Linked DNA regions of Homo sapiens: regions 1 and 3 are each linked to region 2. Evidence: chromatin contacts called from ENCODE Hi-C or POLR2A ChIA-PET data. All regions are on one chromosome and are shown on one strand. The core of a region is the stretch at or near the end of the contact, and the rest is flanking DNA. Distances in the headings are between cores, read along the strand shown. Region 1 holds the start of CD58 (CD58 molecule). Region 2 holds the start of CSDE1 (cold shock domain containing E1). Region 3 holds the start of ATP1A1-AS1 (ATP1A1 antisense RNA 1).

What was found. Hi-C counts contacts between places; a loop is a spot of excess contacts on that map. ChIA-PET counts read pairs that join two places held with the same protein, here RNA polymerase II (POLR2A). Pooled maps may share reads with other maps.
Region 1: a loop to region 2 is called in a pooled map, with 8 times the contacts of the local background. The contact joins the promoter of CD58 here to the promoter of CSDE1 in region 2. A Hi-C loop is called at or near these places in 2 of 37 single-sample maps with no recorded cell type and 7 of 50 pooled maps.
Region 3: a loop to region 2 is called in a pooled map, with 8 times the contacts of the local background. The contact joins the promoter of ATP1A1-AS1 here to the promoter of CSDE1 in region 2. A Hi-C loop is called at or near these places in 6 of 50 pooled maps. POLR2A ChIA-PET finds 5 or more read pairs at or near these places in 2 of 52 experiments (WTC11 and activated CD4-positive, alpha-beta T cell).

The regions. Positions count from the first base shown.
Region 1 is chr1:116,569,273-116,574,061 of GRCh38, forward strand. It overlaps CD58 (CD58 molecule), which reads right to left and starts at 1,754. Exons shown (of 6, transcript NM_001779.3): 1 at 1,631-1,754. The coding sequence starts at 1,700. LOC124904385 (a long non-coding RNA gene) reads left to right here and starts at 1,703. Exons shown (of 2, transcript XR_007066497.1): 1 at 1,703-1,781; 2 at 4,542-4,789. RefSeq lists enhancers at 826-885, 4,769-4,789 and silencers at 1,356-1,425, 1,496-1,955.
Region 2 is chr1:114,755,307-114,759,882 of GRCh38, forward strand. It overlaps CSDE1 (cold shock domain containing E1), which reads right to left and starts at 2,678. Exons shown (of 20, transcript NM_001007553.3): 1 at 2,619-2,678. RefSeq lists enhancers at 2,075-2,394, 2,230-3,223, 2,595-2,884.
Region 3 is chr1:116,416,868-116,421,281 of GRCh38, forward strand. ATP1A1-AS1 (ATP1A1 antisense RNA 1) reads right to left here and starts at 1,755. Exons shown (of 3, transcript NR_027646.1): 1 at 1,592-1,755. RefSeq lists an enhancer at 1,580-1,874 and a silencer at 1,834-1,963.

The DNA.
Region 1 (4,789 bases), core at 504-3,003, 1.8 Mb after region 2:
GATGGTAGTCCACCCTGGCCTTCTGGCCTCCCTGCCTCCAATTCCTCCTGACTGCAGCCTTCCTCTTTGTTGCTAACAGATTCTTCTTCCCAGGCGCATGGTCCTGATCCTGTAAGGCCCAGGAGAAGCTCTCTCAGCTCAGAGAATCCAGACTCCCTAAGGGGACACTCAGCAATCTTTTCCCACATTATCACATGTCCACACATCACCAGTCCTTGAAGGCTGGGCTCAAATATCCTCCCTCCCATGAAGACTGCTTCACAAAAGACACTTGATTTCACAAAAGAGACTGCCTTCTTCTTCCCTCTGTACCCTCACAGCTCACCTTTTTTTTTTTTTTTTTTTTTTGAGACAGGTCATATTCTGTCACCCAGGCTGGAGTTCAGTGGCACAATCACAGCTCACTGCATCCTCTGCCTCCGGGACTCAGGTGATTCTCCCACCTCAGCCTTCCGAGTAGCTGGGACTATAGGTATGCGCCACCACGCTCAGCTAATTTTTGTATTTTTTGTAGAGCCGATCTTTCACCGTGTTGGCCCTGCTGGTCTCCGATTCCTGGCCTCAAGTGATCCACCTGCCTCAGCCTCCCAAAGTGCTAGGATGACAGGTGTAAGCCACCACGCCCAGCCCAGGCCTCTTACAACACTGACTTATCTGATCGTGCGGGTACTTTTGAGTCTATCTCAACCCCTCCCCCTTGGCTGTCTTCCATAGATGCACACGCGCACCTCCCGGGCAGGCAGCGGACGCTGAGCAAACGGACGGACGGGCTGGAGGGCTGGCAGTGGGGTGCAGGAGCCAGCCATGAGAACCCCTCAAGTACAGTTGAACTCGCTGGGAGGTTACTGCTGTACTCCCGGGGTTTTGCTATGGCCTGACTGGGGCCAATGTGTGGAGGGTGAAGGAGGATGGGGAGGCAAAATGGGAAGAAGGGGACCTATTTCCTGAGGTTGTTGTGACGACTTGGCTGACAACACACGGAGAGGATGGAACCAGTTCTGATACTAGTTTTTAGGATTTGAGGGGAGGAAAAAGGAGCAGGAGTCGCACCACTTAGGAATCCCAACGTGAGGCCGCTGCCGACTGGGCTTCCTAGTTGCCTACCCGCTCCTCGCTGTGGGGCGATTCTGAAAAGTCCTCTCTGCTGATACGGCGGACGCCGCGCGGGCGGGGACGGCACCGCGCGGGGAGGGCAGCAGGCGTCGCCCTCGAGCAGGTGGCATCCGCGCCCGCTCCCCGTCCCGGGCGCGTTCACGGCTGGGAAAAATTTTGCAGTCCGCTGAAGCGCTCAGCGACGTTACTGGGGAAGCCCAGGAAGGAACTTGGTCACTGGAGCTCGGGAGGGGGCCGGCGGGGGGGCGCAGGCCCCGCAGGAGAGGCTAGCGGGCCGGAGCCCGTCCTTCCCTAAGGCCACACAGTTCCTTGCTGACTCCATGAGGGACACTGGCGATGAAATAACAACTTTCTCTTCCTGAAAAGGCTCCCACGGCTGAGTTGTTCCCGGCCCACAGCGACCCGTCCCCACCCGTCTCTGATCGGCAACCGCCTCGAGCCCGGCGCGTCCACCCAGCCTGGGTGCTGCCCAGTACCCGCCGGCCGGCGCGGGGCCCCTGGGGCAGGCTTCACTCACCAAAGCAGTGCAGCAGGCAGACCACGCTGAGGACCCCCAGGGCCCGCCCCGCGTCGCTCCCAGCAACCATGGCTCGTCGGGCCGGCCTCTGCGCGAGTGCCCAGCCACAAGCAGCCCTAAGTTCAAGCACCGCCTACGCGGTCGGCCAGAAGTAGGGCTCCGCCCCGCCCTGGGCTGGCAGCCGGCGGCCCGCCCCGGCCCTTCCTCCCCCACCCTCCGCGGCGCCGCGTTTGTCTTCGCGCTTCCACTCCCCGGGCGCGCCTCTGGCCTCGGCTCTGCGCGCCTCCTTCCTGTGTCCCCGGGGCGCCGTCCAGTCCCCCAGCTCGGTCCCTCCCGTCATTCCGCCGCCATTCCATACGCTATTTTTAAGTAAGAAATTCTTTCCTTGAAAATGGCTTGGTTTTAAAAACCAAGGTTTTAAAGTAAGAAATTCTTTCCTTGAAAATGGCTTGGTTTTAAAAACCAGGTTTCTCTGCCTTCCTACCGCACCTCCCGCGCTTCCCCTTAGCGTTTGGGGCGTGCTGTAGGCCCCTCCGTGGCTAGACGGGGCTGTGGCTCCCAGAGAGCCACCGGAGGAGGCAGCAGGACGGGCGGGAGCACCCGGGGCCCCTCATCCCTTCAGCGCTGTGTGATCCCGCATCAGACGGCCTCTTTGAACCACTTTTCCTCAAACATGACAAGGAAAGGGAGCATTTTAGACAACTGTTAGGCGTAGGGTTACCTGAGGCAGGCCTCCCCCGTCCCCATACTCCCTTATCCCCGGAGCTGGGATTTCCAGCCTTTGGTTTCTCCCTTCTCAGATTCCTCTTTTTCTGTCTTCCCCCATCTCAACCGGGACTTTCCCTCAGGCTGAGATGTCAGATCCACATCTCCCTCACTGCCCAGCCTCCCCACATCCATCCAGCCCAAGCTGAGGCAGGCACTCATCACTCTCCCCGCTCTTCATCAGTCTGGATTGAGCTGGCCCTCCCCTCACATCCCTATATCCCAGAACAAATGACCCTATTCCCAGAACCAGCTCCTCACATCAGCCTCCCTGTCTGTCCCCTTTCTTGCAGACAGAAGCACCAGAGTTGCCCCTGCCCAGCTGAGGGAGTTCACAGAACTCTTAGTTATTATGTGAGCAGGAATCCATTTCCATGAACAGGACTCCCTGCTGCCCAAATAACCACCAACACATACATGGTGCAGGTTGTGAAACTGAGTGGGAATGTGCTTTCTTGCTGCTTCACCTCCATTATCCCCAGGTGGGGACTCGAAGTCACTCAAGACACTTGAACCATATTGCAAAGAGACATGAATTATTTCTTAAGTTAGCCATAAAATCTTAAAAGGTATCTCTATCAGTGAAACTTCTGGGACCAATGCCCTCTACCACAAACCTGCTATCTCGAGATATTCCCTACCATCTGTAGATACTGGGAACACAAGGCAGGGGCAGTGTGTAACATAAAATATGAGGAAATCAAGTGTTCTCTGCCCTGGGCTGGTAGGAACTCAGGCCAACTTAGAAAGGCAGGATGGGGTTAGACCTTCAGACACTGGGGAGCCACAGAAAGTTTTTGAGCTGGGAAGTGATATGACAGCAAACATCTATTGAGCAGGCCCTGTGTGAAGTGCATTGCTTGGATTAACTTAGTCTTACTGCTGCTGTTGTTTTTGCAAATGAGGAAACTGATGCCTGGGGAAGGTAAATTACTCAGGGCACACAGTAAAGGGCAGAACTTGGAGTCCAGCTGAGGCCATGTCCAATGCCTCTACTCTTATCCCTTCATACAGGAACGGGATATGATAATGGGACTTTTGGACTGACAGCTATGCAGCCATTTGGACTGCCAGCAAGAGCTGTTAAGCCCCTTAAGAGCAGGGCTGAGGAAAGAACAGCCCAGTCACATGGGGCTGGGGAAGCCCCTCACCCCCAGGTCATGGTCTCCAGGTATTGGGTGAGGAATAACTCATTAGGCTTCCTTGGTTGGACTCTCCTTTGACCAAGGAGCAGTGCCTGCTCTTTCATTGAGAGAAATGCTGTCCATCAAGCACTTTTAGAAGCCCTCAAATGCCTGGTTAATTTTATGAATCAAAAGCAGCTCAGGAATGCTGGACCTGCAATGCGTTAAGCAGGCAGCCAAAAAGATTCCCTTTACATACTGAGAACCTGCTATCAAAAGGAGGGGTGGATGTATTTTTCATGCTGTGACTAGTATTGCAAGGTCCAGTTTTATCTTCTTGTCACTGTAGATAATCATGGATGAGAAAGTAAGAAAAGAGGGCAGCTGAAGAGGCCGGGGCTGTTCTTCCTAGCATGCCACTCTCTGGTGTCTTGACTCTCGTTTCTGCCAAACCTTTGGAACTACTCCCACAAAGCTTAGGAATCCCAGAATGTAGTGAGCAAAACACTGCTCAATCCTGCATAAATGCAAATTGTCATTTTCATTGCATGCCTCATGAGGGAACATACATTCATTTATATAAATACTGGTTGGATTTGCACGAAGGACATAGAAGGGTAATCTTATTCCATAATACTCTATTTCCCTTTTTAAAACATACCCTGGCAGAAAAAGAACATTAGAAAAAAATTAGGAAAAATTATACATAAGACTTAACATGGAACCATTATGGGTACCCAAGGGAGAGGCAGTCACATTTTCAACTCCTGGCCAAGCCAGCAGCTGCAAGGAGTTGATAAGGATGCAGCCAATGGTTCTGGGAGCAGAGGAAAGCACACACGAAAGCTTTTGAAAGTCTTGGATTTAGAAAAAGAAGAAAAAAAGAAGTGTCTCCCTCTGCTTCTTACTATCTAGTTCCTTTTTGCATATTCTATGAATTTTAAAGAATTATAGATGGGTTCTGACTAATCACGTATCACTGCTATGGTTTTAATCATTCTAACATTCTTCTCAATTTGCAGATGTAAACCCCTCCCAACACTGGAAGAGGAAACAGAGACCAGTGCGCTGTGCAGTCTCACTTAACTAGAATGCACAACTCCTGCTTTTATCACCATTCTGGGAAATCCCCGCTGCATTTCATGGCCAGGGCAGCACTTCATAGTTGGAAAAGGATGGTGTGGACTTGCCGCAGAGGCCCTAGAGAAGGCCATCCTGTGTTCCTGCTCTCCTTCTCATCCGGCTTCTACCCCCACCCCACCCCCCAACA
Region 2 (4,576 bases), core at 1,428-3,927:
AAAGATTTTCACTAATAAAAGTAGGCAGTATCTAGCATAGAAGCTTGTTGTTAATAAATTGGAGAAAAAGAAGTGCAAATAACTGGTTATGTACCGGCTGTAGCTGCAAATCAACGGATAGCTTACATGTGCAACATAGGGGAAACTGATAATTTTCAGCCACACACTGTTTTACCTCAGCATAAAAGGACATTAAAATATTAAAAAGTTTTGTGTTGTTTTTAACTAGGTACCCACACATGCAAGTGGAAAACATTCTAATATCAAAACAAAGGACTTTTTAAAATCCTGACTGGGCAGAAGGGATTTAACAGCAAGTCACTCTCACCATAGTAGTTTCACCACTTACAACAGTCTAGCTATTAAAGCTTACAAAATAGATCTCAAAGTGCTTCCTCTTCTGTTTTCTGCAAGGACAAAGCTAAGAAGAAGGCACATCAATTCTTTGTGTTTACTTAACAAGATCAAGATTTTTATCTCATTTTGCAATACAGTCCTGAAATTCAACTCCTCAAAAATCTGTCCAAAAGAACATCGTTCCAAAATTTCCATGTTTTAACTACCTTGTCGAAAGTATGGCTCTCACAACAGTTTCAATAGACTTAGTGCCACTGAACTGTACAATGAAAAACACTGGAACACTAAATTTCATGTTATGAATGCTCCAGCATAATTTGATATTTTAGCATTTTGTTTGTTTAAAACAAAAATCGATGGCCCTACACGATGTGTCTTCAGGTGGGGAGAAGGGAAAATAAGGGTAGAGGGTAAAGCCAGACTGCACGTCAGCTTTCACGCTTTCAATTTTGATTTGCTAGGACTTTACCAGATTTTCACCCACACTCGCTAAAGGTCACACTTAAGTCAGTACTTACAAAAAAAGAAAACCTATCTTCTGTGCCTCAAATACTTTAGTTTTCAACTCAGCTGCTATAAATAATCATCTCGATGGTAAACATCCAGAACAGCTGCAAAACCAAACTATTACCTTCTCTTTTATTTTAGTCCCAGGGCTAAAACGAAACAAAAAGAAGGCCAAATATTTATCTAAGTTTTATGACTCAGGTATATCCCTACTGAAGTATATAAAGCCCCTCCTTACCCACACCAAGGATATCCATTATTGGTTAGTACCAAAAGAAAACCAAGGTATGTATTATAGTGCTCCTCAATGCAATATCAAGAATGTTTGCCTTTAGTTACTCAAAATGAAAATTACTCAGCATTTTAGTATAGAGTAGCTTATATCTGTGGGCTATAATTTGAAACCTACATTCTAAAAAAGTAGGTTAGTAGCAGTGGCTGAGAACTGCCAGTTCATACCAGCCTGATGAAAATTTAAGCCTCTCAAAAAGATTTAACTACCACAGTGCCTTTGAGCATTCTCCCTCTCCGCCCTGTCTCCCAACTGTTTAAAGAGCGCCATATTCTTTTACTCATTTAAGGTGCAAAACACGAAAATTAACTTGCCCAACAACGTTCAGATATTCTTTGCAGATTCAAGCCTGTTTCAGGGAGCGTTCTCTGCTTCACCTGTGAGTTAAGCAAGACGGCCGCCATCTGGGTGTTTCTAAGGGAAAACCTTAAAGCAAAAGAACCTTGGCACTAAGATTTCGTATTGATAAAATAGCATGGCAAAAATTTGAAGCTGTCTCCGACGGGGGAACTCTAAAACATTCTACATAGAATGACGAAGCCAGGCCGTTCATTGCACAATGTGGGTGGGCCAGGCGCTGGCACCATGAGAACTACAGGAGGTGGAAGGGAGGACACTACTGAGCTTTCAGGGCGCACGCCCATTCCCCAAGATAGAGGGGTGGGAGCCACGTGCCTAAAAGATTAGGGACTGGTTCCCTTTCTCAAGACGCCGAAGGGGAGACAATGAGGGGAAGGTTGGGTGCTGAGACCCTGCTCTAGGTGACTGGAGTAACGATGTCAATTCCGCCACACTACTGTGCCAGATGTGGCTGGGGAAAGGTGTCTTTAAACACTTCCCCTAAGATATCTAGATGGAGCAGGGTCTCAGTCTATACACAAAGAAGGCGCCACTGCCGCACTGCGCTCTGGTACTGGTAGTCAGATTCCCAAGCAGGTAACGGCCAGGAAACTACAGGGTCCAGAGTCAAAGTAGGCCCCTCTTCTCGGTCTCAGGCTCTTCCAACCTCACACAAAGGACCGCGCCACCACCCCCTCGCCCCGCCCGCCGGGACATGTAGTTCCCGTTTCCCCAGACAAGCCGCAGATGGGGAAGCAGCCAGACTACAGATCCCAGCAGCCTCCGCGCCCGAGCCCCGCACCCTCTGCCTCCATCTTGGCTGCTGTCGGAGCCTCCATTTTCGCTCCCTCCCCCCACTTTAGTCACCACCACCACTACCACCACGCGCAGCCGGCTGGCCTCAACTCCTCGTTTCAGCTCTGCGACCTGACATGAGGCCCAGGCAGTTGAACGGGAGACGTATGAAAAAGCCCAGGGCAGGGAATCGGGGTGCATTCTTCCCCACCTAGAGCTCTACGAGTGCCCACCTTGACTCAGAAGGCTTCTCGTTAGCCTTGGTCTTATTCTCAGCCCTTCCCCTGGGTTTCTGCTACCCCCAGTTGGACCCTGAGGTCGTACTCACCCCAACAGCTCAGCGCCCCCTCTCCAGCGCCGCCATAAGCAGCACGGCCCGGTACGTAGGAATAAATCTCGCTTCTCTCGCGAGAGTTGCGGGCTCCGGGCGCGTGCACGAGAAGGGGCGGAGTGAAGCGTACTCTCAACACGCTTGCGCAGCAGGGCTAAGTGACGCCAAGCAGTTTGCTGCACTTAACCACAACCAACATGGTGGCTGCATTACATTACATTCCTTCTTGGGTGTGCTGCGGGAAGCAATCTCGGTGTTTACTGACTCCTCCTGGACACTAGGGGTGGCGGGTGGCTTTAGGCGTCTCTAGTCTTCGAGCGTTTGAATACGTTTTAGCCCACAATAATGGGGTAAACCTTGAAGGCCAACAATTCTGATGGCATATTCAGGAGTCATAAAAAATGATTTATCTTTTCCCAGCAAAAATCCGGAAGGACCTCACACTCGTTTCTTCTTATAGTGCAAGCATTCTTTCTTACGTCTACTGTTTTAGAGGAATTTCATTAGTATAGAGTCAGCTTTGTAGCAAGGTAATTTAGAAATCTAAATGAGACCTTTGTTTTCCACGAAAAACATTGCAACAGATGCACAAGAGTGAGCAAGGCTGCATAATCACTAAACAAAATGAAACAAATTCAGTCAACTGACCTTTCAAGTTACGAAAGATATTCCTGTTGTGTCAGGTAATCAAAGAGGGTGGATCAGTAATTAAAAGGTTGAAATAAGAGCAAAGAGATGATTCATCCAATGGGGGAAGAAGGAAGGAGAAAAATGGGTAATTATGACCACAGGAAGTTCAATGGATTATCCCCTGCCAGACAGTAGAGCATGCTCCTCTGGTGAGAGGAATGCTTTTCCCAGATTCAATGCTTCTGTTTTCACAGATTCACTGGCTCTCTCACTTGACAGTATTGGATAAATAATGAGCAGCCAGTCTTCTGAGAACTCTCCTACCCACTTTTTGCTTACAACACATTTATTTGACATGTTGTATGTGTAACCACTGGGAAGTATACAGTTGTAAAGAAAATCGGATATAGACTTGTCCTCAAGGAACTTTTAGTCTAGCATCATTGATGATCACAAAAACAAATCTAAACATACACATTGGAATAAGTGCAATGAAGGAAAGACAACCTTCAATTCAACCTCTTGAATTCTAAGAGGAGGCCGTGTCCCATTTCTGTTCAAAAATTTCCTCACCACCTTTGTTGCTGGTGTCCAGTCCCATGTATAACACCTCAAAACTGCCTTTTTGCTCTCTTTGATGCCTTCCCACGCTTTCCTAAGCACAAATATTTGCTTCATTTTCAATGCTTTCATAGCTCACTCTATTGTAATTATTAGTTTTTACTAGGTAGTAATACTCTAGCACAGAGCTTATGAAATTCATCTTTGCATCCCTGGTTGTTGACAGTGCCCGCTCTCAACAACTCTCAAAAGCTTGTTGAATAAATAGCACTGGACAACAGTATGATAAGTTGTTAGAAATTGGAATATATTTCTGGGAAACTACAGAATGTAAATTTTTTTTTTTTTCAGATGGAGTTCACTCGTGTTGCCTAGGCTGGAGTGCAATGGCATGATCTCAGCTCACTGCAACCTCCGCCTCCCGGGTTCAAGCAATTCTCCTGCCTCAGCCTCCTGAGTAGGTGGGATTACAGGCGTGCACCACCACACCCGGCTAATTTTTGTATTTTTGGTAGAGACAGGGTTTCACCATGTTGGCCAGGCTGGTCTCGAACTCCAGATGTCGTGATCCACCCGCCTCAGCCTCCCAAAGTGCTGGGATTACAGGCATGAGCCACCGCACCCGACCTAATTTTGTATTTTTAGTAGAGACAGAGTTTCTCCATGTTGGTCAGGCTGGTCTCCAACTCCTTACCTCAGGTGATCCGCCCACCTCGGCCTACCAAAGTGCTGGGATTGCAGGCATGAGCCACCACGCCTGGCCC
Region 3 (4,414 bases), core at 505-3,004, 1.7 Mb after region 2:
ATGTTGTATTAGAGGTTCTGAAAATTAAGATACAGAAAACATTTTACTTAATGAAGAAAATAGGGTAAATATGTTCAAAGGAGTATAGTTGTTAAAAGCAAACTGTTTAGAGTCAAGATCAACCCAGATTCACTTTCTGGTTCTCTGCAGCTTACTAGCTGTGACCTTCAACAAGTCTCTCTTAACCTGAGTCTTAGCTTTCCAATATGTAAAATGGACACAGCATTGTGAGGGTGGTTGGGAGGATTAAATGAGATCAGAGAATTTAGCACCATGACTGTAAAGAGAAAGGGCTCTACAAATGTAGCTGGTACTACAATTCACTTTTTTTTTTTTGAGACAGGACCTGACTGTCACCCAGGCTGGAGTGCACTGGCATGATTACAGCTCACTGCAGCCTCGACCTGCCAGGCTCAAGCCATCCTCCCACCTCAGCCTCCAGAGTAACTGGGACTACAGGCATGCGCCACCACATCCTGCTAATTTTTATATTTTTTGTAGAGATGGGGTTTTTGCATGTTGCCAGGCTGATTTCAAACTTCTGAGCTCAAGCCATCTGCCTGCCTTGGCCTCCTAAAGTGTTGGGATTATAGGCAAATGAGCCACCACGCCAGCCCACAATTCACTTTAAACACAAGTGAAACACATTTCATTAGACAGTGGAATAGACTTATGTCAATTTTCTTTTCTCTCTTATTTTACACAGTCTGATTTCCTGAAGACAGGAGGCGGGAGTAAGCTAATCAGGCCCTGAGTTAGCTGTTTCCAAGAAGCTTAGAGTGTCCCACTTACCTACGGGTTGCAGGGCCCGCATTGCCAGTAGGGCTGGCTTTTAGGGATGCTGCTGTTGGTGTGTGCTGTACTTGTTTTCTAGGATTGGGACAAGCTTCCTTGAGCTCCTGACTTTAGAGACCAGGTTTGGGAACTGATGGGTGCAGCAAATGCAAACAGACAGCAAACAGGCCAAAGAGGAGATTCATTCACTGAAGAGGGCCCTGGTACAGTACTGTCGAGGTTTTGCGGTGGCCTGGACACGGCTGGCTCCTTCGACTTACACAATATATCTTCTCTCTCTCTTACCTGCACTTATAAGAATCGGTGCTAAGGGTATGTGCCTACCACAGTGCAGCTTGTAGATTAATGAAGAAAGAATTGCTGCCACTTCCCAAATATTAAACGCCAGGTTCTGCCTATGCATATTCTCTCAACCTTCACAACACACCTACTAACTCCAGCTTACAAATGAGGAGACGAACCAGCAGGCTGTTCCAGGCGTCTGGTTGTAAGAGCAGTGGCAGTAGAGAAAATGATTTATTTTAGCACCAGCCACTGTGCTAATCCCTTTAGATATCATCTCATTTAATCCTTTTAACAACCCTGAAGCACCATCCTTATTCTAAAGGGACTTCGGACCTCTCTGCGGTCCACACTGTCCCCTGCTCGGTGCAGGAGTGTAGACTGGGACTGTTCCGTCTGGTGGTCTCCCCGACAAGGGTTCACCTGGAAACTGGCCTTTGGGCTGGGATTGGGACTCTGTACTTAGGCTGGCAGCCCATATTAGGACTGGGCACCGTGATAAGCACTTTCTTACCGCAAATGCACGATTTCACTCGGCCCTCACACACCCCACGAGGTGGGCACCGTCACAGTGCCATCTCACAGGCAAGGAGGCCAGGCCCAGGCCCTGAGGATGCGCCGCTCAGGTGGGAGCTTCCGGGGAGCTCGCGCGACAGCCTGGGGGAGCGCGGATTCGTCTCTGCGCTACGGCGGCTGCAGAGGGTCAACCCGCGGAGGCGGCGCTTCGCGGCGGGTCCTCGGCCTGAGGCTGTGGGATGCCTCCAAACCCGGCGCGGCCTCCGTCTGCAAGGAGAGCAGAGGGTCCCCGCCGGGAGCGCGCCCGGCTGCGGCCCCAGGCGGCCCTGCCCGCAGCCGCCACCTGAGCTTGGGCGCGGCTCCTATCTCCCACCCGCGCGTCGGCCAGTGAAGGGCTCCGTGCTTAAACATCATTCGTTACAGAAGTATTGCGGCCATCACACGGCATTTTAAAAACACGAATGATGATAAATAACTTTAACACTGCTTCCAATTCTGCCTCCAAGCACAGCATCATTACCATTTGCATGCGTTTCACTTCATTCGATTTCCATGTGTATGGATTTGTTTCTACATAGCTGTGGTAAAACGCACATACTAAACTGAATCCAGGGTTGTTTTCCACTTTGTAACATGAACATTTTCACCGTGTTAGTACTGACGCTTCCTACCTATAATTTTTAATGGCAGGACTTTAAAAAATTGGGTTGATACGCTGTCACTTCTCTGAGCATCTCGCAAATGTTCAACATTCAAGTGGCTTCCAAAGCTTCACGATTATAAATTATTCATTCTTTTTTGTTTTGTTTGGTTGTTTGTTTGTTTGTTTGTTTGTTTTTTGAGACGATGTCTCGCTCTTGTCGCCCAGGCTGGAGTGCAGTGGCGCGATCTCAGCTCACTGCAACCTTCGCCTTCCAGGTTCAAGAGATTCTCCTGCCTCAGCCTCCTGAGTAGCTGAGATTACGGGCATCTGCCACCACGCCCACCTAATTTTTGTACTTTCAGTAGAGACGGGGTTTCATCATGTTGGCCAGGCTGGTCTCGAACTTCTGACCTCAGGTGCTTCTCCCTCGACCCGGCCTCGGCCTCCCAAAGTGCTGGGATTACAGCACTTTGCTGCCCAGCCCATTCTTGTGTATAAAGTCCTTTCAGTATTGAGATCAGTTTCCTTAGGTTATATTCACAGGAGTGAAACTGCTAAGTCAGAATGTGAGCATTTAAAAGCTTTCAGTATTATTGCCAAATGGCTTTTCACAGATGACTCAGGGAGGTTTTGGTACTTGGAACACTGCTACTTATATCCCACTCCCCCCCCCCCCCACCAGGAAAACATCTAAAGTGCACTTTTTTTTTTTTTTTTTTTTTTTTTGTGAGACGGTATCTCGCTCTGTCGCCCAGGCTGGAGTGCAGTGGCGCGATCTCCGTTCACTGCAAGCTCCGCCTCCCAGGTTCACGCCATTCTCCTGCCTCAGCCTCCTGAGTAGCTGGGACTACAGGCGCCCGCCACCACGCCCGGCTAATTTTTGTGTTTTTAGTAGAGACGGGGTTTCACCGTGTTAGCCAGGATGGTCTGGATCTCTGACCTTGTGATCCGCCCGCCTCGGCCTCCCAAAGTGCTGGGATTACAGGCGTGAGCCACCGCGCCCGGCTAAAATGCAGTTTCATTAAGAGATAGTGACCCTTTCTGAGAGTGTCTACATTTAATTGGGATCAGAGCTTGAAGTTGAAAATTTTGTGCCCTGGGACTTCAGACATCAGAAAACAGGGTAGGAAGATTCTCACGGGTTAGGATTTTTCTGGTGACCCTGAGTGGGGGAGCCACTTATTCTGCCTTCACTTAAGGCTAAACTAGACTCCCGGCCCTGCGTAGAGTTCTGAGGGACACCAGGGTCACAAGGCTAGTGAGACAGAGTTCATTTGGAAGAAGTGAAATAATTTAGGAATTCACAGAATATTGATGATGATATCCTTCCTCCTCCAGATGACAAGGTAATAAAGAATAATGAGATGTGATCATGGGAAATAGCCACCATGAGCAGCAGCCACCAAGGCACATAAATACTGTGGAATTGACTCTGCTGTCAGCTTGTGGGTTTCTGGAGTGACAGATTAAACCAAACTCAGTCCAGCTTCTTGTTTACTCTGTGTAAATCTACTCACTGTCCAGAATCTTCAGGCCGGTGTTGCCACCACTTGTTCTGTCTGTGATTCCCAGTGATGAGTAGGAGGTGACCAGCAGGCAGACTGTCTCCCTATGGGTAGGGAGCCTCAGAGTTCTGCAGGGACTGGGGTATAGGTAGAAGATGAAAAAAATATCCTTTCTGAATCAGCTCTTTGCCTGTCTGGGCAAACCCCTACGTTTCCTATCCACACTTTCTCTGCTCTAGGACCTAAGCCTTGGAGAGTTGCCCCCAGTTCATTGACAAGCTCCCTACACTAGAGTCCTTTTGTAGTGGGCATTGGGGTGCACCACCCAGATTTCTCTTTAGAACTGGTGAACTTATTCCCTCAAGCTGCTGGGGATTTGCTGGCAGACAGACCTCTCCAGGAAGTGCCTTAGCTGAAGAGAGATCCTCACTCAAGGTCACACCCCACCCCCCTTCCTGGAGCAGCCCACATCCAATGAGGTATACTTGTCTGGCACCCTCACCCCACCTTCAAAGTTCCCTATGGGGTCAGCAGAGACCTTTGTTGAGACTGCTTTGCAGCCTAACTTATCTCTCTGCACAAATTGTTTCTCATTTTCCTTCTATTCCAAAGGTGTTAATCCCAAGAGTATTCCTAATAAATGTCCCTCATGGAAGTTTCCATCTCTGGGTCA